Regions from separate parts of the Homo sapiens genome. Here region 2 is linked to region 1. Evidence: chromatin loops called from intact Hi-C (ENCODE). Cell type or tissue: GM12878. All regions are shown on one strand. Links, peaks and the distances in the headings refer to the core of each region. The heading gives the core; the rest is flanking DNA.

Evidence for each region. Peaks named below come from ENCODE experiments on the same cell type or tissue, not always from the same donor. Only the 100,000 strongest peaks of a DNase experiment are listed, where the experiment ranks them.
Region 2: a loop joins it to region 1, with 2.5 times the contacts of the local background. A loop is called at or near these places in 3 of 110 quality-filtered maps.

What each region holds. Positions count from the first base shown.
Region 1 is chr4:40,541,620-40,557,301 of GRCh38, reverse strand. It overlaps RBM47 (RNA binding motif protein 47), which reads left to right. Exons shown (of 7, transcript NM_001098634.2): 2 at 12,796-12,880. Among named protein-coding and RNA genes, the nearest start is that of MIR4802, 47 kb to the right of the region's middle. RefSeq lists a silencer at 6,185-6,274. In GM12878, for the core only: a CTCF peak has its summit at 6,257 (motif pointing right); DNase peaks (open chromatin) are centred at 5,333 and 6,111; H3K4me3 peaks cover 1,347 bases; H3K27ac peaks cover 2,537 bases.
Region 2 is chr4:40,666,763-40,682,444 of GRCh38, reverse strand. No RefSeq gene overlaps it. Among named protein-coding and RNA genes, the nearest start is that of RBM47, 45 kb to the right of the region's middle. RefSeq lists an enhancer at 8,964-10,163. In GM12878, for the core only: no CTCF peak of the experiment used is centred there; DNase peaks (open chromatin) are centred at 9,244 and 12,841; H3K4me3 peaks cover 570 bases; H3K27ac peaks cover 4,014 bases.

The DNA.
Region 1 (15,682 bases), core at 2,971-10,970:
ACGATGACTGCTCAAAGGGAAAGTGTACACCAAGATGTGGGTGAGAATTAAAGGGTGGGACAGTCTACTTTGGGCATTGGGGAAGGCTTCCCTGAGGAATTGACATTTGAACTGAGATCTGAAGAATGGAGGTAACCCCAAGGACTTAGCCAAGTAAGCACACTGTGGGCCCAAATGATCAGCATCTTTTACTTCCACCAATAATGAATTTAGGGGACAGAAAAGTTGAAGCATAAATTATAATTGCTCTGCATTCTGGACATTAGGGAAATATCAATTTTTAATGAGCGTACACTTTCATATGTGCACAACTCCCCCCAACGTGCCCCCCAACACACATTCTCAGGCTCACAACCCACCTGCAGCTCTTCATCCCACCTCATCATGTAAATGTATATATATATATTTTTTTGAGACAAGGTTTCTCTCTGTTGCCCAGGCTGGAGTGCCGTGGCGCAAACTCAGCTCACTGCAACCTTTGCATCCTGGGCTCAGGTGATTCACCCACCTCAGTCTCCCAAGTAGCTGGGATTACAGGCGTGCACCACCATACTCGGTGAATTTTTTTATTTTTTATAGAGACAAGATTTCGCCATATTGCCCAGGCTGGTCTGGAACTCCTGAGCTCAAGTGATCCTCCCGCCTCAGTCTCCCAAAGTGCTAGTATTATAGGCATGAGCCACTGTGTCTGGCCCTCATAGTATAATCTTAAAAAGAATGTATTAGTTTGGTGCAAAAGTAATTGCGGTTTTTGCCATTAAAAGTAATAGCAAAAACTGCAATTACTTTATTTTTGAGACAGAGTCTCACTTTGTCACCCAATCTGGAGTGCAGTGGTGTGATCGTGATCCTCCTACCTTGGCCTCCCAAAGTGCTGGGATTACAGGCATGACCTACTGCACCTTAATCTTCATTAAGTAATGAAGATTACTTAACCTCATAGTGTAATCTTAAAAAGAATGTATTAGGCTGGGTGCAGTGGCTCAGCCTGTAATCCCAGCACTTTGGGAGGCTGAGGCGGGCAGATCACCTGAGGTCAGGAGATGGAGAACAGTCTGGCCAACATGGTGAAACCCCGTCTCTACTAAAAATACAAAAATAAGCCAGACGCGGTGGTGCATGCCTGTAATCCCAGCTACTCAGGAGGCTGAGGCGTGAGAACTGCTTGAACCCAGGAGGCAGAGGTTGCAGTGAGCCAAGATCACGCCACCGCACTCCAGCCTGCGCGACAGAGCCAGACTCTGTCTCAAAAAAAAAAAAAAAAGAAGATCTTTTCAGGTCTTTAGCAGGTTGGCTTCAGTGTTTCCCAGAGGCTCCTGGGGAAGATGTTCAAGGAGGCAAAAGTTTTGATCTCCAAGCCTCTGGATGCCATTTTCCCGAAAGTGGCCATGACTTCTGGGAAGTCAGCTGTTCTGTGCCCTAACTCACCTGGTGTCATCGCTGGTCCAAATTGCCTTCACAGGTGACAGCACAAGGCCACCTTGGCTGTTCATCTTTCCGAATTCTATTTCTGGGACCCACATCAGAAAAACAGTTGAGGAATCACTGACTTTCAGATCACATTCCCATCATTCATGAGAGAGGCAGGATGATGTGGCGGCCGCAGGCATGGCCTGCAGAATTAGGCTGCCTGATTGCAGTCCTAGCGTTGCCAGTTACTAGGTGTGTGATGTGGGCAAGTTACTTCTCTGCATTAATATAAGTGAGAAATCCTTGTCGAAACCCATTGGGTCAGATGTGTTTTAGAAGCCAGAACATTTCAGATTTTAGAAAGATAATATGTTGCACGTACCCTGTGTTGCTTAATACCACTCATCTCAGGCAGTATTCCTTGATCACACCCATCACTATTTCTTCAGCAGAGCGAATGGACACTCAGACATGCTGCAAGAAACGAAGGCTGTAGAGAGTCTCATTAGAAACTAGAAAGTCAGGGGCTGGGTGCGGTGACTCACACCTGTAATCCCAGCACTTTTGGAGGCTGAGATGGACGGATTACTTGAGGACAGGAGTTTGAGACCAGCTGGGCAACATGGCAAAATCCCGTCTCTATTAAAAATACAAAAATTAAGCCGGGTGTGGTGGCTCACGCCTGTAATCCCTTTGGGAGTCTGAGGCGGGTGGATTGCCTGAGGTCAGGAGTTCGAGGCCAGCCTGGCCAACATAGTGAAACCCCATCTCTAGTAAAAATACAAAAAATTAACTGGGCATGGTGGCGGGCGCTTGTAATCCCAGCTACTGGGAAGGCTGAGGCAGGAGAACCGCTTGAACCTGGGAGGCGGAGGTTGCAGTGAGCCGAGATCGCGCCATTGCACTGCAGCCTGGGCAACAAGAGGGAAACTACGTCTCAAAAACAAAACAAAAAACCAAAAATTAGCTGAGTGTTGTGGTGCGTGCCTGCAGTCCCAGCTACTCAGGAAGCTGAGGCAGGAGAATCACTTGAACCCTGGAGGTGGAGGTTGCAGCAAGCCGAGATCACGCCACTGCCCTTAAGCCTGGGAGATTCGTTAAAAAAAAAAGGAAGAAAGGGAGGGAGGGAGGGAAAGAAAGGAGAGAGAGATGGGGGGAAGGGAGGAAGGAACTAGAGCGTCGGATTTTGCTGCTAAATTATTTCTTTAAAATTTTTTTTCTTCCTCTAGAGCAATCAGAAAGAATGCTGAATTATTTCTAAAAATTACTTGGTTTTTCAGAGTTGTAGTGCCTCTTACAGGTGAGATGTACATCTTGGAAAGAATTCAATGAGAGCATATATATATAAAGTGCTGAGAACAGAAGGCACCATGCAAGTGTGAGCTTTCATAAAGTAAACTTACTTGTTATGATGAAGCCACTGGAGACTTCATTTGTGACACCGTGGCCAGCCCACCAGCTTTTGTCTTTTTTTTTTTTTTTTTTTGAGGTTTGCTTTGCATATCCCACTTTTTTCCTAGGTATTTTCCATGCTGGGCTATTTGACTTACGTTAGAAGCAAAGCAGCCCCCAGATGTTACTGTTGTGCCTGGTATGTTGTCAAACTGCACTTTAAAAGGACAGAGGACAGGAAGTAAATGACGCATGACTCAAGTGACTGGAAATGGTTCTCGGATAGGAAGTTATCATTGGGACAGTAATGAGAGGAAGTACAGTTCAGTTGAATGAGGCCTTAGAGAGCATTCGTTCCCTGGGCGCAATCCCACTGAGTGCATTCTTTGCACCAGGCACCGTGCTGGGTCCTGGGGTTGCGGAGATGAATACGGGACTGTGCATCCTTTAAGTGGTCCCGCGTCTCCTGATGTTCACCATTTCTATGTGAGCTTGGAGAAACCAGGTAACCTCTCTGCACTTGCGTACTCAGTTTCAGGACAAAAGGGCTGGCTGGCTCATCTTACGACGAAGGCCCTATTTTACCTTCAAATGTCTCTGATCGCAAAGAACTTCTTAGTAGAGGTTGCTGGCCAACCACTGTTCAGCACTCTGAATTCAAGTAAAGGACATGGGCTTTTTAGCTTGTTGATAGTAAAAGTCTTGGAACAGGTTTGATTAAGGGCTTATTATCTCTCCAACCAGGGGATATTTTATTTCTCAAATATTGACTATTGACTAGTGCTAGACCCTGCGTTAGGAGCTGGGAGTGCCTTGGTGAAGAAGAAAAAGTCCCTTATCATGGAGCTCACATTTTAGTGGGGCAGATAGATAGTGAAAAGTGATAAAAATGAATACATAATTGGCTGGGCGTAGTGGCTCACACCTGTAATCCCAGCACTTTGGGAAACCAAGGTGGGCAGATCACCTGAGGTCAGGAGTTCAAGACCTGCCTGGCAACATGGTGAAATGCCATCTTTACTAAAAATACAAAAAATAGCCATGCATAGTGGCATGCGCCTGTAATCCCAGCTACTTGGGAGGCTGAGGCAGGAGAATTGCTTTAACCTGGGAGGCTGAGGTTGGAGTGAGCCGAGACCACGCCACTGCACTCCAGCCTGGGTGACAGAGTGAGACTCTGTCTCAAAAATAAAATAAAATAAAATAAAAAATACATAATGCAATTTCAGATAATAATATGAGCAAAGAAGAGAAATAAAGATAGGGAAGAGGAAGAAAGAGTATACAGTTGGTGATTGGAGAACTCTTTTAAAAGAATAATCAATTCATGAAGTATTCCATATTAAAAAAAAAAAAAAGCAATCAGAGGTGGGGCGTGGTGGCGCGTGCCTGTAGTCCCGGCTACTCGGGAGGCTGAGGCAGGAGAATCACTTGAACCCGGGAGGCGGAGGTTGTAGTGAGCCAAGATCGTGCCACTGCACTCCAGCCTGGGTGACAGCGTGAGACTCCGTCTCAAAAAAAAAAAGAAAAAAGAAAAGAAAGTTGTCAGAGAAGACTTCTTGGAGGAGATGGCATTTGAGCAAAGACCTGAATTCAGTCAGGGAGAGAGCTAGGATGGGGGGTGGTGTAAAGGCTGGGAAAGGAAATTCCAGGTGGGGCCGACAGTGAGTGCCAAGGCAGGAGAAGAGGATGAGCTGGTTTGTTTAAGAAACGGCCAGAAGGCCAGTGGTATAGCCAGCACTGTGAGGTTGATGGAGAATGAACAGCAGGGAATGGAGCACAGCCAAGCCACGCTATGCAGGCTCCTAGAGGGAACCTGGGGAAGGACTCTGGATTTTATTCCAAGTGTGAGGACATGCCATTGGAGGGTTTTGAGAAGGGAAGTGACGTGACCGTGTTTAAAAAGAAAGATTGATCTATCAGAATGTGGATTCGGCAGCCATATACAGAAATGAGTCTACCCCTGGTTCAAATTAATTTAGCCCACCTGCTACTGCAGGATCTGGACTAGATGAATTTTTAACACGTCAATAGTTGAAATACAGAGCCCATTTTTATTTATATCCTTTATCTTTTTATTATTTATTTATTTATTTATTTTTGAGACAGAGTCTCACTCTGTCGCCCAGGCTGGAGTACAGTGGCGGGATCTCAGCTCACTGCAACCTCCACCTCCCAGGTTCAAGCAATTCTTCTGCTTCAGCCTCTTGAGTAGCTGGGACTACAGGTGCCCGCCACCATGCCCTGTTAATTTTTTGTATTTTTAGTAGAGACAGGGTTTCACCATGTTAGCCAGGGTGGTCTCCATCTCCTGACCTCGTGATCCACCTGCCTCAGCCTCCCAAAGTGCTGGGATTACAGGTGTGAGCCACCGCACCTAGCCCCTAAATCCTTATCTTTAAAAAAGTCTTAGGGCCTCTATGTTTTTCTTTTAAACAAGGTCTTGTATAAAGATGGATTGCTCTCTAGAAGAGAAAATGTTTCCAGTTTTTGAGTCAATGCCTGTGTCATCTTTTGTCTTCTTTTAGTGTAACTTTTGAAAATTATGCTGTGGCTATGCAGTGACTCATACCTGTAATTCCCAGCGCTTTGGGAGGCCAAGGCAGGTGAATCACTTGAGGTCAAGAGTTCGAGACTAGCCTGGCCAACATAGTGAAACCCTGTCTCTACTAAAAATACAAAAGTTAGCTGGATGTGGTGGCACGCTCCTGTAATCCCAGGTACTTGGGAGGCTGAGGCAGGAGAATCACTTGAACCCGGGAGGCGGAAGCTGCAGTGAGCCGAGATCCCACCACTGCACTCCAACCTGGGCAAGAGAGCGAGACTCTGTCTCAAAAAAAAAAAAAAAAAGAAAAGTACGCTATTTGATTCTCCCTCCCTCCCTCTTCCTTGTGTACTTCCTTCTTCCCTCCTTTCCTTTCTTTTTTAAAAGTGCTTGTTATTTTATTAGAGATCTGGATTCTGCTTGCCAATGTTAATAAAATGCAGGATTGTTTTTATTAGGTACTATTTGTTTACTTTGTTTTGTTGTTTTCTTTCTTTGTACAAAGATATCTTGGGAATATTGAATATATTCACAGATGGTAGAATCGGAGTTTGCAGTTCTGCTTTCTTTGCCCTGACCTTGTTTGAGACGTGCTTGCTTCTGATATGCTGATTCCACGTTGCAAAAGTGAAAGTATGTACTAAAGGGCCTTAAAATTAAGCAGCAAAGTAAACAGAGATTAAATTGTCTTTTGAATTTGTCAGCCTCGAACCATATGTATTTTGTGGCCACCGTATTTTCTTCATTCTTTTGTAACTGTGACCCAAGCCCATAGTGATGTGTGTATACCTCTCATGTAGAAGCAGGTCAGAACATTCACTCTCAGTTACCTTGACAAATATTTGTGGGCAGGCTGGGCTTGCTACCTACACAGCTTCCTAACAGCCCACTTTTGTGCTCAGGAAATATATCAGAACCACAAGAGGGCAGCTTGTTCAGTGAACCTAGGGGTAAAAAAGTGCTGTTTGTTAGTTACAGGATAATGAGAGGGGGAAGATGTCTAAATTTTTCAAAATGTTTCTTGCATAAGGAAGTTTTTTTTTTTTTGCATTCCTTGACAGTTTCATCTATTCAAAGAGAGAATGATTTTGGAAATTAAAAGTTTTAAGACGAGTTTCTTCATGCATATCTATTTTTTCCTTCTCTGGAATATAAATACCCATTTCCCCTTGAATCCCTTTTTCCTCTATCTTCCGTCCCTTCAATCTTTATTAAGGTATAATTTACATATGATAGGGCCAGGCGCGGTGGCTCACACCTGTAATCCCAGCACTTTGGGAAGCTGAGGTGGGCGGATCACTTGAGGTCAGGAGTTTGAGACCAGCCTGGCCCACATGGTGAAACTCCATCTCTACTAAAAACACAAAAATTAGCCGGGCATGGTGCTGGGCACCTGTAGTCCCAGCTACTCTGGAGGCTGAGGCAGGAGAATCACTTGAACCCAGGAGGATGAGGTTGCAGTGAGCTGAGATCATAGCACTACATTCCAGCATGGGCGACAGAGTGAGACTCTGTCTCAAAAAAAAATTACGTATGATAAACTTCCCACATTTTCAGTGGTGACTTTTAACACATGTATCCAGCTGTGAAACCACTACCCCAATCAAGATGTAGGAACTAACATCTCTGGAAAGTTTTCTCATGCCCCTCTGCAGTCAGTCTCCCCTCGAAGGCCCCACATCCCCTTTAATCTTTAATCGTTGAGAACATTTTACCTGACACAAAGCATTTTATAACTTTAAAGTAATGATCATGCACAAAATTTATGGTCTTGTGTAGGAGACCATGTGAGAATTCGGGAGAGATGCAAGGAAATCAAACCCAGCTTCGTTCCAAGACAGCTCTGTTGGGTTTGACCCTTTGTGGCTGTGGTGGTGGTTATCCTCTGGCTAATATTCATGGAGAGGGAGAACTGTCATTAACTGAACAATCATTAATTTCCCATTTGTTCTTTAATATTTATTTCTGCTGTATTTAACATTTATTACTGCGCACGGTGGCTCACACCTGTAATCCCAGCACTTTGGGAGGCCGAGGCGGGTGGATCACAAGGTCAGGAGTTCGAGACCAACATGGTGAAACCCTGTCTCTACTAAAAATACAAAAATTAGCCAGGCGTGGTGGCACACGCCTGTAATACCAGCTGCTTGGGAGGTTGAGGCAGGAGAATTGCTTGAACCCGGGAGGCGGAAGTTGCAGTGAGCTGAGATTGCGCCACTGCACTCTAGCCTGGGCGACAGAGTGAGACTCCGTCTCAAAAAAAAATTAGCTGGGCATGGTGCCACACACCTGTAATCCCAGCTACTTGGGAGGCTGAGGCAGGAGAATTGCTTGAACCCGGGAGGCGTAGGTTGCAGTGAGCCGAGATCATGCCACTGTACTCCAGCCTGGGCCACAGAGCGAGACTTCATCTCAAAAAAAAAAAAAAAACGAACAAACAAAAAAAACATTTATTGCACCTATGTACTCGTATTATTTAACTTAAGGAATCCTCCCTCTAAGGGAAGTGCTATTATTATCCTTACTTACAGACTGAGGAAAATAAGAGGGAGACTGAGGTACTGGCTGGGCGTGGTGGCTCACGCCTGTAATCCCAGCACTTTGGGAGGCAGAGGCAGGTGGATCACTTGAGGTCAGAAGTTTGAGACCAGCCTGGCTAACATGGTGAAACCCTGTCTCTACTAAAAATACAAAAATTAGCTGGGCACGGTGGTGCGTGCCTGTAGTTCCAGCTATTCGGGAGGCTGAGGCAGGAGAATCGCTTGAACCCAGGGGGCGGAGGTTGCAGATTATGCCACTGCACTCTAGTCTGGGCAACAGAGCAAGGCTCTGTGTCCCCCCCCCCAAAAAAAAAGAAACTGAGGTACAGTCATGTGTGGCTTTTGATTGATAAAAAGAATGAGTAAGGTTAGTTTCCTGATGAGGATAAGTGAAATTAAAAGTTTCTTAAGAAACTCATTTTCTCATTGATCATAATAATATGTACCCAGGCCAGGCACAGTGGCTCATGCCTGTAATCCCAGCACTTTGGGAGGCCAAGTTGGGCGGATCACTTGAGCTCAGGAGTTTAAGACCAGTATGGCCCACATGGTGAAACCCTGTCTCGGCTAAAAATACAATAATTAACTGGCATGGTGGCATGTGCCTGTAATCCCAGCTACTTGGGAGGCTGAGGCAGGAGAATCCCTTGAATCCAGGAGGCAGAGGTTGCAGTGAGCCGAGATGGTGCCATTGCACTACAGCCTGGGTGACAAGAGCAAAACTCTGTCTCAAAAAAAAAAAAGTAATATGTACTCAGATTTAAAAGCCAGGGCTTCTCTTTCCCTACATAATGCCCTTGGGCAGTGTCACCCGTGGCTGCAGCTGAACGCCATGATGACTGACCTTGACCGGCAAGCATCCCTATGTCTGTTTCCCTATTTCCTGCCTTCTTTGTCTCCAGACAGGTCGCCCTGCCTTTAGCCCTCCTCTGCATTGTGGTCAGAGTGATCCTTCTAACATGCAGTTCTGGTGATGTCACCTTCCTGATTAAAATTCTCCGATGGCTCCCTCGGCAATCAAATGTGGGCTCCTGGTTCCTTGCCTTGGCAGCGGCACGTCCTGTTGCTCTCCCCTGCCCGTCTTCACCCTGGCTGTGCTCAGCTCATTGTCGTTCTCCAGAGATCCTGTACGCTCTTATGTCCCTGCACCAGGAACTGACTGTTCTGTCTGGAAAATGCCCTCTTGTCTTTCAGATGTGTCTGCCGGGTAAACTGTTATTCATCCTTCAGGACTTGGCTCACATGTTCCCTGATTGACACAGACATGGGATCATCTTCTTCCCAGCTTCCAGGGCCCCTTGTGGATTAGAGCTGGTGTCACGTTGTTTTATAATGGTCTCGTCCCAACTCTGTGCTCCACTAATCTGTACCCTCCTGGAGGGCAATGACTTTGTCTTCTCAACTTGACATTTCTAGCCCAGCTCAGCACCTGGACTCACTATCCACACTGTAATACCACAAAGGCAGAGAACATATTCACCACTGCTATTGCCATTGCCTGGCATAGGGCCTGGCCTGTAGGAGGCATTCATTTCATATTTGTTGAAAGCATTAATAATGGGTGTTTTTAAATATCATACTGTAATGGTTTAGCTCAGGAATTGCAACCTGAAGGGCATCATCAAGCCATAGCCGTCTTTTGTATGGCCTCATAGTATTTTAAGTTTTTTGAATTTGATACCTTTGGATAGAGCATGTGCTCTCCTGTTTACCACTGTTTAATTGCACAGTTAATCCACTCTGATTATCATGCCCTTGACCTCCTTACTCATCTGCGACTCATCTGGTCCTGGGAGATGAGGTTGGGGGATGTGGGGAGGGGCAGTGTATTTCTTTGTTTAGGCTGCCATAACAAAATACCATGGACCAAGTGGCTTTAACAGCAGACATTTATTTTCTCATGGTTGTGGAGGCTGGAAGTCCAAGATCAAGGTGACAGCAGGGTTTGTTTACCTGGAGGCTTTTCTGCCTGGCTTGCAGATGGCTGCCCACTCACTGTGCCCTCACACAGTCATCCCTCGGTCTGTGTTGTCTGTGTCTGAATTTCCTCTTCTTATGAAGACACTGGTTATATTGCATTAGGGCCCATCCCCGTGACCTCATTTAATCTTAATTACCCATTTAAAGACCCTGTCTCCAAATATAGTCACATTGTGAGATACTAGGGGTTAGACCTTGAATTTATGAATTTGGCAGGGCAGGGAGGGGCACTGTATATCCTAGAACAGGAAGAGACATGAACTCTCTAGTACTGTGGTCTGTTCCTTGCATCTGATTCCTGTTTTATAACATGTCACTAAAAGGGAACCCAGGAGCTAGCAGAGAGAGCAGTTTGTTCACTGAGGCACAATTTGGATGGTTATAATATGCACCTGCTCAAACACCTGATCTCTACTCTGGTCCCTTTGATCTTGGTACCATATTCATGTTTCTTAAGCAGCTAACATTTAGTCAGAATGCCAGGTAGAACTTAGGTGCTTTTCAGTTTGGAAATCCATACCCTTTTTCATTCTATCACTCCAAAAACTGATGTGTGGGCTGCAGACTTTATTTGCCAAGGGTTAGGTGGACAGGAGAGGTAAAAGCTGTATAATGACATGGCACCACCTCCATTTGCTGTAAGCAAACAGCCAGGTCCTTTATTACCCTTGAAACAGGCACTCGTGACACAGGTTGGACTCACCGAAGCAAGTCAAATGCCAGGTTTCTGTGGGTCAAAGTTCCTTCCAGCACTGTATGTTAATCAGAAGCTCAACCTTAGTTAATTTGGCCATTGCATTGGGAAGAACTTTGGAACAAATGATTACTGAGCTGGACTGCAGGAGTTAGCATAGCCCAGTATTTTCTTATCCAAGAGGTACGTTGTAGTCTTTCTTGGAGGGGATCGCAGGAATGAGACATTTGTCACAGCTTTATTTATTCTTGGTGGAACAGTAGTATAATAAAATCTTCTACACTGAACCTAGCTAATCAAAAGTATTTACTTGCTGTAATCCCAGCACTTTGGGAGGCTGAGGCGGGTGGATCACATGAGGTCAGGAGTTCAAGACCAGCCTGACCAACATGGTGAAACCCCATCTCTACTACAAATACAAAATTAGCCCGGAGTGGTGGTGCATGCCTGTAATCCCAGCTACTTGGGAGGCTAAGGTGGGAGAATCACTTGAACCCGGGAGGCGGAGGTTGCAGTGAGCTGAGATCATGCCACTGCACTCCAGCCTGGGTGACAAGAGGGAAACTCCATCTGGAAAAAAAAAAAGTATTTACTTAAAAATATGAAACTGAATTGTTAGAGAATATTATTTGTGTATAGGCAGAAAAGCCAGCTGTAGAGGGCTTCCAAGGTGAAGGAACATTTAAAACTAACACAACTCATAGTGATTTAAATGATTTTGAATTTAATGTGCCTCTGCAGAAAGAATTTTAAATGAACATAATAATCATAGCCGCCCTTCATTGAACATTTTCTCTGTGTGCTAGGCCCCAAAGGCTTCATATCTCTTGTCACAATGTCTCCAACAAATGGGTACTATTAGGCCCATATTAGATGAGAAAAACTCAGAGGTTCAGAGAGGCTGAGTAAAATGCCCAAGATCAACCAGCTAGCAAGCAGTAGAGTGGAGTTTCGAGCACCTGGTCAAACCTGTGAGCTTCCCCTCCCTGTTAGTCCACTTTTTATACATTTCCTCTTCTCTCCCTCTCTTTCTCTTTTATTTATTTATTTATTTATTTATTTATTTATTTATTTTTGAGAAGGAGCCTTGCTCTTGTTGCCCAGACTGGAGAGCAATCGCGTGATCTTGGCTCACTGCAACCTCCGCCTCCCGAGTTCAAGCAGTTCTCCTGTGTCAGCCTCCTGAGTAGCTGGGACTACAGGTGCCCACCACCACGCCTGGTTAATTTTTGTATTTTTAGTAGAGATGGGGTTTCACCATATTGGTCAGGCTGGTCTTGAACTCCTGACCTCAGGTGATCCACCTGCCTCGGGCTCCCAAAGTGCTGGGATTACAGGTGTGAGCCACTGCGCCTGGCCTCTCTCTCTCTCTTTTAAAGACAGGATCTCAGGCCGGGCGCCGTGGCTCACGCCTGTAATCCCAGCACTTTGGGAGGCTGAGGCGGGCAGATCATGAGGTCAGGAGTTCGAGACCAGCCTGACCAACATGGTGAAACCCCGTCTCTACTAAAAATACAAAACATTAGCTGGGCATGGTGGGGCATGCCTGTAATCCCAGCTACTTGGGAGGCTGAGGCAGGAGAATTGCTTGAACCTGGGAGACGGAGGTTGCAGTGAGCTGAGGTCTCGCCACTGCACTCCAGCCTGGGTGACAGAGCGAGACTCCGTCTGAAAAAAAAAAAAAAAAAAAAAGGATCTCACTCTGTTTTCCAGGCTGGAGTGCACGATCATAGCTCACTGCAGCCTCAGAACTCCTAGGCTCAAGTGATCCTCTCGCCTCAGCTCCTCCAACAAGCTGGGACCATGGGCGCCCAGCTAATTTTAAATTTTTTTGTAGAGATAGGCTCTCACTATATTGCCCAGGTTGGTCTCAAATTCCTGGGCTTAAAGTGATGCTCCTGCCTCGGCCTTCCAAAGTGCTGTGATTACAGGCATGAGGCTCTCCTTTCTCTCTTTGTCATAGTAAGATTTTCTTTCCTTGAGTGTCTTTTAATTAATATGAAACGGAATAGTCTTGCAGAGCTGGCAAAATGATGTGACCAGTGGAGATTTCCTATATTGCCTGGTTATGTAGCTTCCCTTGTAGTTCCAGGCACACACAACGGCCTGTGATAATAGCAAAACACCATGTTCCTTCTTCTCACCCGCTCTCCCAGTTCCATTTAGTGATCACTAACTTTGGACTTCTCAATACCAGCCTTTGGGTCAGTAGTGTTATTTTTTTCATTTCACAGCTCAGGTAACGGAGGCCTTGGAAAGAGACTCTGCGTCAGGTCACCCAGCAGAGATCAGCAATCCTTGGCTCACTGAGGAGGTTTGGTAAGTTGGCATCATCTTCACCATGACTCAAATGCACATAACCCGGTGGCGGGGGAGAAAAGTGGGTGAACATCACATAGCGACATCAAAATGCTAATCCTTGCCACCCCCCTTTGTTTTTGTTTTTACAAACGTATTGTTGTTGTGTTTGTTTAATTTACTAGGCCAGAGTGCCCTGTATGTTTGTAAGCACAAATGTCCTCAGAGGACTCCCACAGCCAAAAAGAATGACAGAGGTGTATTTGAATGATTTCAGTGAAACTCTTTTAATACTGATTTCATGAAAATGTCTGGTGGTGGGTTCTTCCTGTAGCATTACTGCATATCATCAACTAGAATGCATCCCCCGCCCTTCACACATACAATTTAACATGTCTGAAATTCGGTGCACCTTATGCAAACAGGTCTGGTGAAATACAGCATTTCTCTGATAATCCCCAAATGACCAGCATTAAGTATTCCCTACCTTCTATTTTTCACACAATACAAATGTTTTTTTTTTTTTTTTCTTTTTAGAGGGTTGAATTTTTAAGGGTAAGAAATGCATAGTCTGATGAGTAGATGATTAGTAAGAAGTCTGTGCTTACCAAAGAAAGAATTTAGGTTTCCTTTTTTGTTTTTGTTTTTGAAATGAAGTCACATTATCACCCAGGCTGGAGTGCAGTGGCACGATCTCGGCTCACTGCAACCTCTGCTCCTGGGTTTATGTGATTCTCCTGCCTCAGCCTCCCGAGTAGCTGGGACTGACTACAGGCACGCACCATCACACCTGGCTAATTATTGTATTTTTAGTCGAGATGGGGTTTCACCATGTTGGCCAGGCTGGTCTCAAACTCCTGACCTCAAGTGATCTGCCCACCTCAGCCTCCCAAAGTGCTGGGATTATAGGCATGAGCCACCACACCCAGCCAGAATTTAGTTTTCTAATACTGAAAGAAAAACTTTTTTTTTTGGTGACTTCATATGATAGTCTTGAGATGAGCACCCCAAGGACCTTGTAAATAGTGGGCGCTGGCACTCAGAACAGCCCATGTGAGATAATGAAGCAGCCTTCCAGACATAAGATCCCAGAATCAGACACTTATCCAAGGTTCCCCTCCTGCAATCAGCGGGTAGGAGTTTGCAATGAAAACACTCCATGCTATGTCCCAGAGTGACTCGTTCATTTATCCGTGAAAGCAGAGTCCAAATCCATGTTCATGTTAAATGTGCAGAAAAATAGCATCTTGAGAGTTAATGCCACAGAATGGGCATGATTCCCTAAGCCACATTTGCCTGATTGAGACAGACTTTAACATTTGCAAAACCTCCATGTTATGAGACCCTATAGGTGATAGTACATGATCTGTAGGGATACAAGTAAATCCATTAACAAACATTTTTTGAGCACCTGCTATGTGCCAGGCTCTGTGCTAGGCTCTGTGCTAGATGTAGCATAATTAAGAAGTAATTAGGACAGAAAGGATTGCTGTCCCCACAGGGCTACTTTAGTAGTCACAGAAGATATTAAATAATACATTAACAGAGTAATGAGTGGGCTGATGAAGAACTGTAAGGAGTTAAGAGTCTAAAACAAGAAAACCTAAGCTAGCCAGAGTGGCTCACGCCTGCAATCCCAGCACATAGGGAGGCCAGGGTGAGAGGATCACTTGAGCTCAGGAGTTCAAGACCAACCTGGGCAACATAATGAGACCTGTCTCTACAAAAATTTAAAAATTGTCATCCCATTCTCTACTGGAAAATAAAAAATTAGCTGGGTATGCTGGCACGCACCCATAGTCCCAGCTACTTGGGAGGCTGCAGTGAGAGAATTGCTTAGGCCTGGGAGGTTGAGGCTACAGTGAGCCAAGATTGCATCACTGCAGTCTAGCCAGGGCAACAGAGCAAGACCCTATCTCGAAAAAATAAATAAATAAAAACAAGAGGACCTAACATAATCTGAGTCAGGAGGTGACTATTGGGAAGGTTGCTTGGAGTTTGAATGGCATTCTAACTGAGACCTGGAGGATAGGCAGAGGGGGATTGGAGACAGGCGGCAGTGGCTACATTAAACAGCCTTTGCAGGGGCCCAGTATGGAGAGAGTGTTGGGGTCAAGGAATAGCATGAGCTATGGGGGGAAAGGGAAAGGGAGAGGGAGAGGCTTCAGAGAACAGGTGTCTCTTGTAAAATGAAAACTTAGTCAAATTTCTGGAAGAATCTTTAAAACCTCTTAAAGAGATTGATTTCAGACTGATGATCAGATTTTTTTGTTTTTGTGGTTCAGACAGAAATCTTACCTTGTGTATCAGCATTATTCCCTAGAGTTAGAGCCCAAGTATTGCTCCCCTGCTAATCCTTTGAATTCTCCCCAAATCTATGTTCTTAATTTACCTCACCTACCTCCCCAAGGAAGGTAATCAGCTTCTAGTAAGAGGTGGTTTTCACAGACAATGTGTCCACATTTCTTTGTCTCTGCATCCTTGATGGCATCCAGGAAAGGTGATCATCGACATAGTCAATGTATGTGTACGATTCTCCCACCAAGGGCAGGATTTAAAAAATAATGCTTTAAATAGAATGAACAGAGGCAGCTACTTGAACCAGCTACTTGACTCTACTTGTGCTTTGAACGTGTGAGATTCTCAGGTTTCAAACCTTAGTGCTCTGTGTTGACATTTTCTTTTTCTTTTTCTTTTTTTTTTTGAGACAGAGTTTTGCTCTTGTTGCCCAAGTTGGAGTGCAGTGGTGCCATCTCGGCTCATTGCAACCTCCGCCTCCCGGGTTCAAACAATTCTCGTGCCTCAGCCTCCCGACTAGCTGGG
Region 2 (15,682 bases), core at 4,998-12,997, 120 kb before region 1:
GTTGACTGTGAGACCTTTGGCCAGTTCTTTACTCTCTCTCTGTTTCAGTTTTCTTACCTATAAAATGGGGATGACAATAGTCTTTATGTCATCGTGTTGCTGTGAGTATTGAATGAATATGAATAAAAAGCTTAGTAACAGTGCCAGGCACAAAGTAAGAACTATATAAGCGTTTGCCATTATTGTTATTGTCATTGTCGTTGTTATAATAAACATAAGAAGCAGCATGGTGGAGAAGGGAATATTTAGAGCTAAATAAGACAGAAAGGTTGGAAACGCTTGGATACACAGGACCTCCCTGCCTCACAGAGTTCTCACTTACATCTAAATCCTTTGCTGACATTTAAGCTTCTTTCCTTTTGTTCTCTACACAGGAGACATGGAGAACAGCTGATCAACATCTCTCCATAATAATCCTCTGAACACCTGAAGACAGCTGTGAGAGCTTAAAGATTTGCTGAGGCTAATCTGGGTACAGGTAATTGTGTTGATGATATGTTCAAATGCATCTAAGTCTATGCCTGAGTATAGTTGCTGGGTTATAAACAGGCACGTCACACTTCTCTTATACACTTCAGGAAGCTGGAGCGCTGGGTCTTGTTTTCCCTGAAGGCATTAGGGAATGTGCCTGCTCTTTTTCAGAGCGTAAACCTGGAATAGGTTTCCAACGAGGACAATGCAAGCCAGGGCTGAGAGGTGCCATGTGTATGGCACACTGCTGGCCCCAAAGACCAGTTAGGCCAGGAACCAATCCTGTTGAACAGTTAATTAGCACCTATTGTTTATTACTGTGAGTTCTTTCTGAGCTTACCAGTGGCCCTTTTGCCTAATCCAATGGACACTTTTCTTTTTTCTTTTCTTTCTTTTTTTTTTGAGATGGAGTCTCGCTGTCACCCAGGGTGGAGTGCAGTGGTGCCATCTCAGCTCACTGCAACCTCTGCCTCCCAGGTTCAAGCTATTCTCCTGCCTCAGCCTCCCAGGTAGCTGGGACTACAGGCATGAGCCACCAAGCCCGGCTAATTTTTGTATTTTTAGTAAAGTCAGGGTTTTGCCATGTTGGCCAGGCTGGTTTCGAACTCCTGACCTCAGGTGATCCACCCACCTTAGCCTCCCAAAGTGCTAAGATTCAGGTGTGAGCCACTGCGTCTGGCCCCAGTAAGCACTTTTCTATCCTCAGCTTCATGGACAGCCTTGCTGCATTTGCCATCTTGTCTTATTTTGGAGTGAAGCAGTACATTGTGATGTATTGGAGCCAGAATGCCTGGATCCAAGTCCTAGCTCTGCCCTTTGCAGCTCCATTGACCTTGAGCAAGTTACTTAACCTTTGAGTTTCATCATCTTTATCTCCATCTATAAAATGGGACTGATAATAGCATGTTGTCATAAGGTTGCTTGAAAATTTTTAAAGCTATTTTTTTAGCACAGGGGAGGAAAACAGTAAAAATTCAAAAAAAATTTAAAAACCTCTTCTCCATTGACTTCTGGAACATTTGGTTCTTCTCTTGACTGTTGGAGCAGTCCTTCTGTTTCTTTTGCCAGCCTTCTTCCACTCATCCATGAAAAACTGGTGGTTCCCCCAAGATTCTGTCTTTGATCCTCCCCTCTTCTCATTTTGTATAACTTTCCTATGTGATTTCTGCCCTTGGTCTTCCAAACCGTTGTGCCCTGATGCCTTCCAAACCTTTATCTCTAGGCTTTTTTCTTTGTAGACTCCTTTGTCTGGATGGTCCAAGTTTCCTTAAATTCAAAGGTCTAAAGCCAGAACTTCCACTCTTGGCTATAATGGGGTAGTAATTGGTATAAGACCAGCCATCCCACCATTAAAACACACACACACACACACACACACACACACACACACACACACCTGTAATCCCAACACTTTGGGAGCCTAGGTGGGCAGATTGTTTGAACCCAGCAGTTGTTTTTGTTTTTGTGTGTGTGTTTTTTTTTTGAGACCGAGTCTCGCTCTTGTTGCCCAGGCTGGAGTGCAATGGTGCAATCATCTTGGCTCACCGCAACCTCTGCCTCCCAGGTTCAAGCAATTCTGCCTCAGCCTCCCGAGTAGCTGAGATTACAGGCATGCACCACCACGCCGGGCTAATTTTGTATTTTTAGTAGAGACGGGGTTTCTCCATGTTGAGGCTGGTCTTGAACTCCTGACCTCAGTTGATCCACCCACCTCAGCCTCCCAAAGTGCTGGGATTACAGGCATGAGCCACCGCACCCGGCAAGCCCAGGAGTTTAAGACTAGCATGGTCAACATAGCGAGACCCTGTTGCGCATCCTGTGGTCCCAGCTACTTGGGAGCTGAGGTGGGAGGATTGCTTGACCCCAGGAGTTCAAGGCTGCAGTGAGCTGTGATTGTGCCATTGCACTTCAGCCTGAGTGACAGAGCGAGACCCCATCTCAAAAACAAAACAAAACAAACAAAAAAAACCAAGTATTAGTCAACTGTTTCAGGAATTGGCCAGGAGAGAGTACAAGTCTCTGGTCCCTGAGGGAAAAGAAACTCATCATTTTGTTTGTTTGTTTGTTTGTTTGTTTTTTGAGACAGAGTCTTGCTCTGTCGCCCAGACTGGAGTGCAGTGGCGCAATCTCAGCTCATGCAACATCCACCTCCTGGATTCAAGCGATTTTCCTGCCTCAGCCTCCTGAGTAGCTGGGATTACAGGCGCCTGCCACCATGCCTGGCTAATTTTTTGTATTTTTAGTACAGACAGGGTTTCACCGTGTTAGCCAGGATGGTCTCAATCTCCTGACCTCATGATCCGCCCACCTCAGCCTCCCAAAGTGCTGGGATTACAGGCATGAGCCACCGCGTCCGGCCGAGAAACTCATCTTTTTTAAGCCCCAGAATCATTCTGGCTCTTTACCTGGGGGGCAATTTCCTGGCATCCAAGTAGGAAAAGGAGAACTTAACTAAGCTGAGGAGGCAGAGTACAGAGTTTCGGGCAGCTGAGCAGCTGGAATCTGCTGGTTAGAACACTGGAGACAGGAGCTTTGCAGAGGAAGGACTCCAAAAAATCCTCGTGGGGGTGTCCTCTGAGCACTTGGTTAAGAGCTGTGTTGCACATTTGAAAGGTGAGACTACCCAAGGATGACCAGGTACCAGCTTCTGTGCGGTGGAAGAAGCTGAGCAGAGATTGAGTTCAAGCAGCAACGGAGGGGGCGGGCATTAGTTATGGCTCAGCCTGAGTGGGAAAGCACTCTAACACTTTGTTAATGACACTCCAGGCATCCAGCTGGGACATCGAAGAGTTCACGTCTTAAAAGTAAGGACCACGGCCGGGCGGGTGTCTCGCGCCTGTAACTCCAGCACTTCGGGAGGCCGAGGCGGGCTCAAGCTTGAACTTGAGCTCTTGAGCTTCAGCTCAGGAGTTTGAGACCAGCCTGGGCAACATGGTGAAACCCCATCTCTACAAAAACTACAAGTAGCCAGGTGTGGTGGCATGTGCCTGTAGTCCCAGCTACTCAGGAGGCTGAGGCAGGAGGATTGCTTGAGCCTGGGAAATTGAGGCTGCAGTGATCCCTGATCACACCACGGCACTCCAGCCTGGGTGATGACAGAGTGAGGCCCTGTCTTAAAAAAATAAATAAATGAAAGTAAGGATCATGGTCTACAGCAATATTTCTTAAATTGCTGTCCCCTGACCAGCAGCATCAACATAACCTGGAAATTTGTTAGACGTTACTGTTGGAAATGCAAATTCAAGGGCCCCACTTCAGACCTACTGAATCAGAAACTCAGGAGAAGAAGCCCAGAAATTTATGTTCTAACAATAGCTCTTCAGATGATTCAGATACAAACTAAATTTGAGGCGACTGTCCTAGAGGAAGGCCCACACTAGACATGCCCTAACAAAGCCTAAAACTACGCCTTGACAAAATCCACAAGGGAAACAGAGCTCGAAGGTTGGAAAAATATCTTGAAATTTCCAAAGATCTACCCTAACGAAGTTAAAAGCAAAACAAACAAAAAACTCGTATGCAAGCTCAAAGTGACCAGGAAATAACTGACCTGCCTATTGGAACAAAAATAAAGATAACAGAATCCAAAATTTCTACAACGTATTAGCTGTAGTGTCCAGTATTACCATAAAACATTACTAGACATGCAAAAAAAAAAAAAGGAAAAAAAGAAGAAGGAAGAAAGAAAATAAAGAAAAACAAAAGTAGTCAAAGAAATTGACCTGATCCTGAGACTACGCAGATATTAGATGTAGTAGACGAAGACATTTAAGCAGTATTTATAAAGATATTTGTCCAGGTGAGGTGGCTCATCCCTATAATCCCAGCACTTTGGGAGGCCAAGGCAGGAGAAACACTTGAGCCCAGGAGTTCGAGACCAGCCTGGACAACAAAGTGAGACCCTGTCTCTATGAAAAACTGAAAAAAAATAGCCGAGTATGGTGGTGCAGGCCTGTGATTCCAGCCTGTGGCTGAGGCAGGAGGTTTGATTGAGCCCAGGAGGTCAAGGCTGCAGTGAACCAAGATTGCACCATGCATTCTAGCCTAGGCAACAGAGTGAGACTCTGTCTCAAAAAAAAAAAAAAAAAATTAATCTTTTAAAGTAAAAATAAAGACATTCAAGCCTGGGAAATATAATACTACCCTGTCTCGTGGCCGGGCGCAGTAGCTCACGCCTGTAATCCCAGCACGTTGGGAGGCCGAGGTGGGCAGATCACTTGAGGTCAGGAGTTCGAGACCAGCCTGGCCAACATGGTGAAACCCCCTCTCTACTAAAAACACAAAAATTAGCTGGGCATGGTGGCAGGCGCCTATAGTCCCAGCTACTCGGGAGCCTGAGGCAGGAGAATTGATTGAACCTGGGAGGTGGAAGTTGCATGAGCTGAGATCACGCCGCTACACTCCAGCCTGGTGACAGAGCAAGATTGTCTCAAAAAAAATAAATAAATAAAGTAAAATAATAATAATAATAATAATAATAATAATAATAATACCCTGTCTCTACTAAAAAAACAAAAGTAAAGGCTAGGCGCAGTGGCTCACGCCTGTAATCCCAGCACTTTGAAAGACTGAGGCGGGCAGATCACAAGATCAAGCGATCGAGACCATCCTGGCCGATATGGTGAAACCCTATCTCTACCAAAAATACAAAAATTAGCTGGGCATGGTGGTGCGCACCTGTAATCCTAGCTACTCAGGAGGCTGAGGCAGGAGAATCACTTGAATCAGCGAGTTGGAGGTTGTAGTGAGCCGAGATCGCGCCACTGCGCTCCAGCCTGGGTGACAAGAGTGAGCTCTCGTCTCAAAAAAAAGAAAAGAAAAGAAAAGAAAAGTAAAAATTAGCTGGGTATGGTGGCTTGTGCCTATTGTCCTAGCTACTCAGGAAGCTGAGGAGGGAGGATCGCTTGAGCCCAGAAGTTTAAAGCTGCAGCGAGCTATGATCGTGCCACTGCACTCCAGCCTGAGTGACAGAGGAGATCTTGTCTCTAAAGGAAAAAAAGACCAGGCATAGTGGCTCATGCCTGTAATCCCAGCAGTTTAAGAGGCCGAGGCTGGCAGATTGCTTGAGTCCAGGAGTTTGAGACCAGCCTGGGCAACATAGCGAAACCTCATCTCTATTTCAAAAAAAAAATTAAAAATAAAGATATTTAAAGAATTAAAGGAACACATGTAAATATGTTCAAAATAAAGGAAAATATTATCTTAATGAGTAAGTAGGGAACCTCAGCAGAGAAATGGAAACTCTAAAAAAGAAGCAAATGCAAACTCTAGAACTGAAAGGCAAAATAAAATAACAAAACTCACTGGAAAGACTTAACAGCAGACGGAAGATGGCAAAACAGTCAGTAAACCCAAAGACCAACCAATAAGAATTATCCTATTCGAAAAACAGAGAAAAAAGATTGGAAAAAAATTAATACAGCCTCAGAGACCTGGAGGACAATATTAGACCTACATGTAACTGATGTCCCAAAAAAAGACAGTGAGAATGGGACAGAAAAATAACGGAAGAACGAATGGCCCAACATTTCCCAAAGTTGATGAAAATATCAATAAATCCAAGAAGCTCAGTGAATCCCAAGCAATATAAATACAAAGAAAATCCATACCTTAGCTCATCCTCCCCAGATTGTCCAACAAATTTTATTTTTAGAAATAAAGAAAAAATGGGGCCGTGCAAGATGGCTCACGCCTGTAATCCCAGTACTTTGGAGGCAGAGGTGGGTGGATCACCTGAGGTCAGGAGTTTGAGACCAGCCTGACAAACACCATGAAACCCTGTCTCTACTAAAAATAGAAAAATTAGCTGGGTGTGGTGGCGGGTGCCTGTAATCCCAGCTACTCAAAAGGCTGAGGCAGGAGGATCCCTTGAACCCAGGAGGTGGAGGCTGCAGTGAGCCAAGATTGCGCCACTGCACTACAGCCTGGGCTATAGAGCGAGACGCCATCTCAAAACAAAACAAAAAAAACTTCACTTTTCTAGGCACATTTGTTCATCTCCATTTCCATTACATTAGGTCAGGCTTTTACTGGCTATAGTTAGAAGCTCAGATTTAGGAATCCAGTGGTCTGGGTTTGAATTTTGGCTTTAACCACTTACTAGATGTGACTATGGGCACGTTCTTTGACTTCTCTGAGCCTTAGTTACACAGTCTGTAAAACAGGAATAATAATAAACCTATCTGTGGAGATTTTTTTTTTTTTAGATAGAGTCTCACTCTGTTGCCCAGGCTGGAGTGCAGTGGCGTGATCTCAGCTCACTGCAACCTCTGCCTCCCGGGTTCAAGGGATTCTCCTGCCTCAGCCTCCTGAGTAGCTGGGATTACAGGAACCCACCACCACGCCTGGCTAATTTTTGTATTTTTAGTAGAGATGGGGTTTCACCATGTTGGCCAGGCTGGTCTCGAGCTCCTGACCTCAGGTGATCTTCCCTCCTCGGCCTCCCAAAGTGCTGGGATTAGAGGAGTGAACCACCATGCCTGGCCAATCTGTGGAGATTTTTAAGGTTGCATAGAAATATTCAGTGTCGCCACTGTGAGAGTCCCAGGTGGACTGTGTTATGCTATAATTACAGGTATCCCCCAGGCTAAAAGAACAGAAGCTATTTGGAATATTGCCAGTTGCCATGGCAGAGGGGAAAAGAGTCTTCTGACACATTATGGTCTAGCTCTTAGTCCTTAAAGTTTTGGCTGGGTGTGGTGGCTCATGCCTGTAATCCCAGCCCTTTGGGAGGCCGAGGTTTGCGGATCACCTGAGGTCAGGAGTTTGAGGCCAGCCTGATCAACACGACAAAACCTCGTCTCTACTAAAAATACAAAAATTAGCTAGGCATGGTGGAGGGTGCCTGTAGTCTCAGCTACTGGGGAGACTGAGGCGGGAGAATCACTTGAACCCAGTAGGTGGAGGTGTTGCAGTGAGCCGAGATCGTGCCACTGCACTCCACTCCAGCCTGGGTGACAGAGTAAGACTCGTCTCTGGAAAAAAAAAAAATTAGCTAGGCATGGTAGCTCGTGCCTGTAGTTCCAGCTACTTGGGAGGCTGAGGCACAAGAATCCCTTGAACCCGGGTGGTGCAGGTTTCAGTGAGCTGAGATTGTGCCACTGCCCTCCAGCCTGGGTAACAGAGTGAGACTCCATCTCAAAAAAAAAAAAAAAAAAAAGAAAAAGAGATTTCAGTATGGATTTTGGAGGATCACCAAATTCAGATCATAGCAATACTTGTGCTATAAAAGCCAAATGCAGAGTCCTGTGTTAAGGAACTCCACCAAAGTACATGAGAAGGAAGAAGAAGCAGCAGCTTTGCCAAAATGATTTGATAAAAGAGAGAAATAATGTATTCAGAGAAAAGGGGAGGAACTCAATCTTTGTCTAAGGTGAACTTCCAAATCAACTCATTAATAAATGCTCCAATAAAAACAGTGTACTTGTTATGCGTGAAATGCTGTTTTAATATTCATACATATAAGAAAGGTAATGATAGGTGTTTACCATAGACTGTTTGGAGTCTGATCTTTTTTTTTTTTTTGAGACGGAGTCTCGCTCTGTCACCCAGCCTGGAGTGCAGTGGCGTGATCTCCGCTCACTGCAACTTCCGCCTTCCCAGTTCAAGCTATTCTCTTGCCTCAACCTCCTGAGTAACTGGGATTACAGGCACACGCCACCACGCCTGGCTAATTTTGTATTTTTAGTAGAGACAGGGTTTCTCCATGTTGGTCAGGCTGGTCTTGAACTCCCGACCTCAGGTGATCCGCCTGCCTCGGCCTCCCAAAGTGTTGGGATTATAGGCATGAGCCACAGCCCTGGCACCGGAGTCTGGTCTTATACTTGATTCACTGAGTAGCTCAGTTACTTAGTTGCTCCCTGCATCAAAGAGGCTCTTATAGTAATAGCAGCTATTAGCAGCTGGCAACTATTTTACACACATACATCATCTCTAATTTTCAAAAGAGTTCTGCAAGGAAGGCATTTGTTGTAGGCAGAATGTCTAAAATGGACCCTAAAGATGTCCTTTATCTCTGGAACCTGTGAATATGATGAGATTTCACTCTGATGATTATATTATGTTGTATGGCACAGTTGACCTTAAGAAAGAGTGATTATCTGGGTGAACATGAGCTGCTAAAGCAGAAAGCGGCAGGCATGGTGGCCCATGCCTGTAATCCCAGCACTTTGGGAGGTCAAGGCAAGAGGATCACTTGAGCCCAGGAGTTTAAAATCAGCCTGGGCAACATAGCGAGATCCCCACTCTACAAAATAAATAAGTAGATAAAAAAAAGAATAAAAGCAGAGAGCTTTCTCTGGCTGAGAGCAGAAGTCAGATGTTTTCCAAGTGTCAGAAGGGTTAGGTGTGTAGTTGCTGCTTTGGAATAGAGGGTCACTGTGGAGGAAGGGGGCAGGCTTAAGGAGCTGAGAAATGGCCTCTGCTGACAGCCAGTGAGGAAACAAGGCCTCGGTCCCACAACTGCAGGAACCTACATTCTGCTGACAACAGGGATGAGCTTGGAGGAAGACCCTGAGCTCTAGGTGAGGACACGGACAACCAACATCTTGATTTCAGCGTTTCAAGGCTCTTAGCAGAAAACCTGGTTACGCCATCTGGGGCCTCTGGCCTACAGCACTGTGAAATGATGAGTGGGAGTAGCTCTTACCCTCTAGATCTGTGCTAATTTATTACACAGCAGTAGAAAACTAATAAAGCATTCATACCCTCCTCCTGCAGAGGAGGAAACTGAGGTTCAAGGAAGTTTAGTAAATGTGGTGAAAACTATCTTGAGAATGTGGTTAGGGCAGGATTTGATGCAGGCAGACAGACCTACCCACGTCACCATTCAGTAATGTGTTAACCAACCAAGATCCACAGGATGCAAAAGGAATAAAGCTCTTGATAGAGGGAAGGATGACTCAGCTTTCTACTCAGTTTTAGAATGACTCGGATTCTTATTTACTATTGGCTGAACAATGGCTTGGGTTTCTGCAAGGATCTTGATCTGTGGGAGTGGCTCCCACGTATCTGCTCTGTTGAGATGTATTAGCTTGTCTCCTTTTTTCGCTACAAGCATTAGATGACTGATTTCCAAACGAGTGAAGCTGAATGGATTTAGCCAGATTAACATTCTAACAGCAAGAAACAGGGGAAGAAAAGGCAAATCCTGGGGCGCTTTGTTAACACACGGAATCACTCACACAAACATACTCAGGAAAAGCCTTCTCTCCGAGGCCTAGCTTTGTAGATATTCAGCTTCCTGAAGACACGCCAGTTTTAAAAGGAGGAGTTCCAAAGAGCACTTACCATCAGGACCTGGCCCCAGCTCTTCATGTGACCTTTCCTTCCTCTTTCCGGCTCACTCCACTCCAGCCGCAGGACCTCTGGACCCTCCCTTGAGTTATGCTAAACTCCTGCCTGCCTTGGGCCACTGTGCCTCTGTTCTCTTTGGCGTGGAATATTCTTTCTCTAGTTCATGTCGTTAATTCACTCAGATCTCTGCTCAAGTGGCATCTGACTGGAGTGTCTTTCCCTGACCAACTTATTTAAAGCAGCGCTGTTCCCTGCCCGTCACTGTCTCCTTATCCTGCTTTATTCTTTTTTTTTTTTTTTTTTTGAAGAGGGGGTCTTGCCCTGTCTCCCGGGCTGGGGTGCAGTGGCACGATCTCGGCTCACTGCAACCTTCACCTCCCAGGTTCGAGCGATTCTCGCGTCTCAGCCTCCCAAGTTGCTGGGACTACAGGTACGTGCCACCATGCCTGGCTAATTTTTGTATTTTTAGTAGAGATAGGGTTTCACCATGTTGGCCAGGCTGGTCTCGAACTCGTGACCTCAGGTGATTCACCCACCTTGGCCTCCCAAAGTGCTGAGATTACAGGCGTGAGCCACCGCGCCGGCCCCTGCTTTATTCTTCTTCATAGCACTTTGGCTACCTGATATGCCTCAGATGTACAAATATGTTTATTTGTTTGTCATTGCCTTTCTCCCGCATGAGGTTTTGTTTTATTCATTGCTGTATTCCCAGTATCCACAATAATTTACAGCACATAGTAGGGAATCAAATATTTGTTGAATGAATTAATGAATCAAGAACAAAAGCACTGCATCTGTTAAATGATTTGGCATTCCTGAGCTATTTCTGCACCTAATCTCTCTCTCTCTCTCAGGGGTATTTGCTAATGGGTCTAATATGGGAAAGATACTTAATTCCATGGTTGTACAAAATCTAGAATACAGAAGATTAAAACCTGGAGACAAGGCCGGGTGCAGTGGCTCAAGCCTGTAATCCCAGCACTTTGGGAGACTGAGGTGGGCAGATCATCTGAGGTCGGGAGTTCAAGATCAGCCTGACCAACATGGAGAAACTCCATCTCTACTAAAAATACAAAATTAGCCAGGCATTGTGGCACACGCCTGTAATCTCAGCTACTTGTGAGGCTGAGGCAGGAAAATCGCTTGAACCTGAGAGGCGGAGGTTGGAGTGAGCCAAGACTGCACCATTGTACTCCAGCCTGGGCCACAAGAGCGAAACTCCGTCTCAAAAAAAACCAAAAAAACAAAAACCTGGAGACAGTGTGGTGTAAGAATGAAGTCCTTCAGGCCAGGCGCAGTAGCTCACGCCTGTAATCCCACCACTTTGGGAGCCGAGGTGGGTGGATTGCCTGAGGTCAGGAGTTCAAGACCAGCCTGGCTAGCATGGTGAAACCCCGTCTCTACTAAAAATACAAAAATTAGCCGGGTGTGGTGGCACACACCTGTAGTCTCAGCTACTCAGGAGGCAGGAGAATCACCTGAACCCAGGAGGCGGAGGTTGCAGTGAGCTGAAATGGCAACACTGCACTCCAGCCTGGTGGTGACAGAGTGAGATTCCGCCTCAAAAAAAAAAAAACAAAAAAAAAAACGAATGAAGTCCTTCCTTGCCTTTCAATAGGCGTGTGACCTAGGAAAAGTCATTTACTTCTTTTAGCACCAGATGTCTTATCTTTTAAATGCGGGTAATGATAGGGTGCTGTTTGGAAGGACTAGAGCAGATGGGATCTGGCGATTTCTTCTTACACTAAGATACTTTGAAATTAGAGCTCAGTTGGTAGGGAATTAGGAAATGTTGGTTTTAGCCCTATGTTAAATGTAAACTGAGTGTATAACATAGGGCTAGTCCTTTAACCTCTCTAGAACTCCAGATAAACCAGAATTTCTTTGAGGTCCCTTTGAGGTCAGCTCTCAATCACCTGCAGGCATTGGGAGGAACCAGGTTGACCAGATGTCCTGGTGTTTGTGAGACCTTAATCTCTGTCCCTCCAGGGCTTGAGTCCACCTGTTGTTTGGTAGAGGTGAGGCTTGTAAAGTAGGTATTTTCTGTAAGTATTTTCAGTAAGTATTTTCTGAGCACATGTTTTGTGTCATGTGCTGGGGATACCACAGTGAACAATGCAGACAAGGCCCCTGTCCTCTCACATTCTAGGGATAAGAAACAGACAATAAACAGGTAAATGGAAAATAAATCAAGACCGGGCGCAGTGGCTCACGCCTGAAATCTCAGCCATCTGGGAGTCCGAGGTGTGCGGATCACCTGAGGTCAGGAGTTCGAGACTAACCTGGTCAACATGGTGAAATCCCCCATCTCTACTAAAAATACAAAAATTAGCCGGGCATGGTGGCGCACGTGTGTAATCCCAGCTACTCGGGAGGCTGAGGCAGGAGAATCGCTTGAACCCGGGAGGCAGAGGTTGCAGTGAGCCAAGATCACACCACTGCACTCCAGCCTGGGTGATAGAGTGAGACAGTCTCAAAAAAAAAAAAAAGAAAGTAAAAAAGAAAATAAATCAAGACTAGTGTGATATTGCAGTATAATAAAAAATATATATTTAGTCTTTGTCTTCATTTCCCGCCTAGAGCTCCTAAAACCTTTGTAATTTCCCAAGTGATAATTTGAAAAGAGTGTCTTTTGTTACTCATAAAAAGCCCCTTTCAACTATACCTGAGTTTTTTGTTTTGTTTTTGTTTGGTGACAGGGTCTCACTCTGTCACCCAGACTGGAGTGCAGTGGCATGATCACAGCTCGCTGCAGTCTCGATTTCCTGGGCTCCAGCAATCCTCCTGCCTCAGCCTCCCAAATAGCTGGGACTACAGGCACATGTCTGGCTGTATTTTAAAATACATCTGGCTAATTTAAAAAAATTTTTGTAGAGGCAGGGTCTCACTGCGTTGCCCATGCTGATCTTGGGGTCCTCCTGCCTTGGCCTCCCACAGTGCTGGGATTACAGGCATGAGCCACTGCACCCGGCCTACACCTTCACAAGTTCGTGAAGTGACTTTGGGAAAACCCCTAAGGAGGGGGCGCTGGCTGTCAGGGGAGCTATCTTTGTGATTAGACAGTTGAAACTTTCGGCCCCACCGTTCAACCTCTGGGGAGAGTCGGAGGGTTAAAATTTGAGTTCAATCAGTAATGGCCAGTGAGTTAATCAATCATGCCCACATAACGGAACCTCCATAAAACCCCTACACAACAGGGTACAGAGACCTTCCAAGTGAGTGAACAAACACATCAAGATGCTGGGAGGTCAAAAGGATGTGGCTGGAGAGAAAAAAAAAAAGATGCTGGGAGGGTGGCATGTTTGGAGAGCATGGAAGCTCCACCTGTCCTCATACCTTGCCCTGTGCATCTTTTCCACCTGGCTGCTCCTGAGTTGCATCCTTTACAATGAACTGGGTGATGGTACGCAAAGCGTGCTCCTGAGTTCCGTGAGCCATTCTAGCAAATTATGGAACCCAAAGAGGGGATTGTGAGAACCCTTTATTTATAGTTAGTTGGTCAGAAGTATAGGAAGCCCACCGGTTCCTGCACAGTTTTCTGGGCATAGCAGCTGTTCTCCTTCCTACTCCAGCTGTTTCAGGAGCAACAGAATCAAGGTCCTCTAGGCTCAGGGAGACAGGTTATGAATTTAGACCTTGACCTTAGGCCTTGACAACAGCAGATAACTACTAATTAGAACTGGGTGGCTGGGCCAGATGCAGTGGCTGACACTTGTCATCCTAGCACTTTGGGAGGCCAAGGTGGGAGGATCACTTGAGGTCAGGAGTTCAAGACCAGCCTGGCCAACAAGGTGAAACCCTGTCTCTACTAAAAGTACAAAAATTAACTGGGCATGGTGGCATGCACCTGTAATCCCAGCTACTCAGGAGGCTGAGGCAGGAGAATCACTTGAACCTGGGAGGCAGAGGCTTTTTTGAGACTCCGTCTAAAAAAAAAAAAAAAACACTGTAGGAATCCCAGGCTTGCATTTTGGCATCAAAGGGTAGTCTTATGGGACTGAGCCCTTCCCCAGTGGGGTCTGTGCTAACTCCAGACAGTTAGTGTCAGAATTGAGATAAATTGTAGGACACCCAGCTGTTGTCTGCAGAGAATTGGTGAATCGCTTCGTGTGAAAAACCTACCTGGTTTTCCTGACATGTGTTGTGTTGTCAGAAGTGTTCTGTAGGAGTATAGAAAAAAAGGGTTCTTTTTTTCCTTTTCACTAGTGATAAGTGCTAGGCAGGAAATAGAAGAATGATATCATAAAGAATAGCAGATAGGATCTGTTGAGTTAACTCAGATCAGGAAAGGCCTTTCTGGAGCATTTAAACTGAGCTTTAAGGGATGAGAAGAATCCAGCCATGGGAAGAGCCTTCCAGGCAAGGGAAAAGGCGAGCACAACCCTCGAGGCCTTGAGGATGGAAAGGGCCGGGCTGCCTTAGAACCAGACCAAGGCCAGTGTGCAGAGGGTGTAGTGATTGAAGGCACAGTGGATGAGGTGAGGCTGTGAGGCAGGCAGGAGCTCTTCATGTGAGTGAGGCCTTAAAGGCAATGGTTAGGGGGAACCATTGCCCCAGTTTGCCCAGAACTGAGGGTTTCCTGAAATGCAGGACTTTCAGTGCTGAAATCAAGAAAGTCTTGGGCAAAACAGGATGAGGTCACCCTAGCCATGGTAAGGAATTGTGCCAAGCTGATATTGTGCTGTACTTAGTCTGCAATAGGCAATCACTGAGGGTTGTTTTTTTTTGAGACAGTTTCGCTCTTGTTGCCCAGGCTGGAGTGCTATGGCGCGATCTCGGCTCACTGCAACCTCCACCTTCCAGTTTCTTTCTTTCTATTTTTTTTTTTGAAACGGAGTCTCACTCTGTCGCTCAGGCTGGAGTGCAGTGGCGCGATCTGGCCTCACTGCAAGCTCTGCCTCCTGGGTTCACGCCATTCTCCTGCCTCAGCCTCCCGAGTAGCTGGGACTACAGGCACCCGCCACCATGCCCGGCTAAATTTTTTTGTATTTTTAGTAGAGACGGGGTTTCACCGTGTTAGCCAGGATGGTCTCGATCTCCTGACCTCGTGATCCCCCTGCCTCAGCCTCCCAAAGTGCTGGGATTACAGGCATGAGCCATCTAGCCCAGCCAACCTTCTGGTTTCAAGCGATTCTCCTGCCTCAGCCTCCAGAGTAGCTGGGATTACAGGCACCTGCCACCACTCCCGGCTAATTTTTGTTTGTATTTTTAGTAGAGACAGGGTTTCACCATGTTGGCCAGGCTGGTCTCGAACTCCTGACCTCGTGATCCGCCCGTCTTGGCCTCCCGAAGTGCTGGGATTACAGGCGTGAGCCACCGCGCCCAGCCGGCAATCACTGAAAGGTTTTAAGTAGGAAATGATGCCCAGTGATTTCTGATTTTAAAGGTCACTCTGGCTTTTGTGTGGCGAATGCTTAAGAAAGGAGCAAGTTGGAAAAAGAGGTGGCCAGTTAGCCAATTATTACACTCCTCCATGCAAGAGATGATGGGGTATTGAAATAGATTGAAGATGGAGAGAGATGAATGGATACAAGATACATTTTGGAGGTAGAATGAACAGGACTTGGAAATGTATGTGGAGAAGGCAAAGGAGTTAAAGATGATATCTGGAGCAGCACAACTCACAATTGCAAAGATGTGGAACCAACCTAACTGCGCATCAAGCAATGAGTGGATAAAGAAAATGTGGTATATATACACCATGGAATACTACTCAGCCACAAAAAGGAACGAAATAATACCTTTTGCAGCAACTTGGATGGAGCTGGAGGCCATTATCCTAAGTAAAGTAATTCAGGAATGGATACCAAATATCATATGTTCTCACTTATGAGTAGATGCTAAGCTATGATGATGCAAAGACATAAGAATGATGTAATGGGCCAGGCATGGTGGCTCACACCTGTAATCCCAGGAC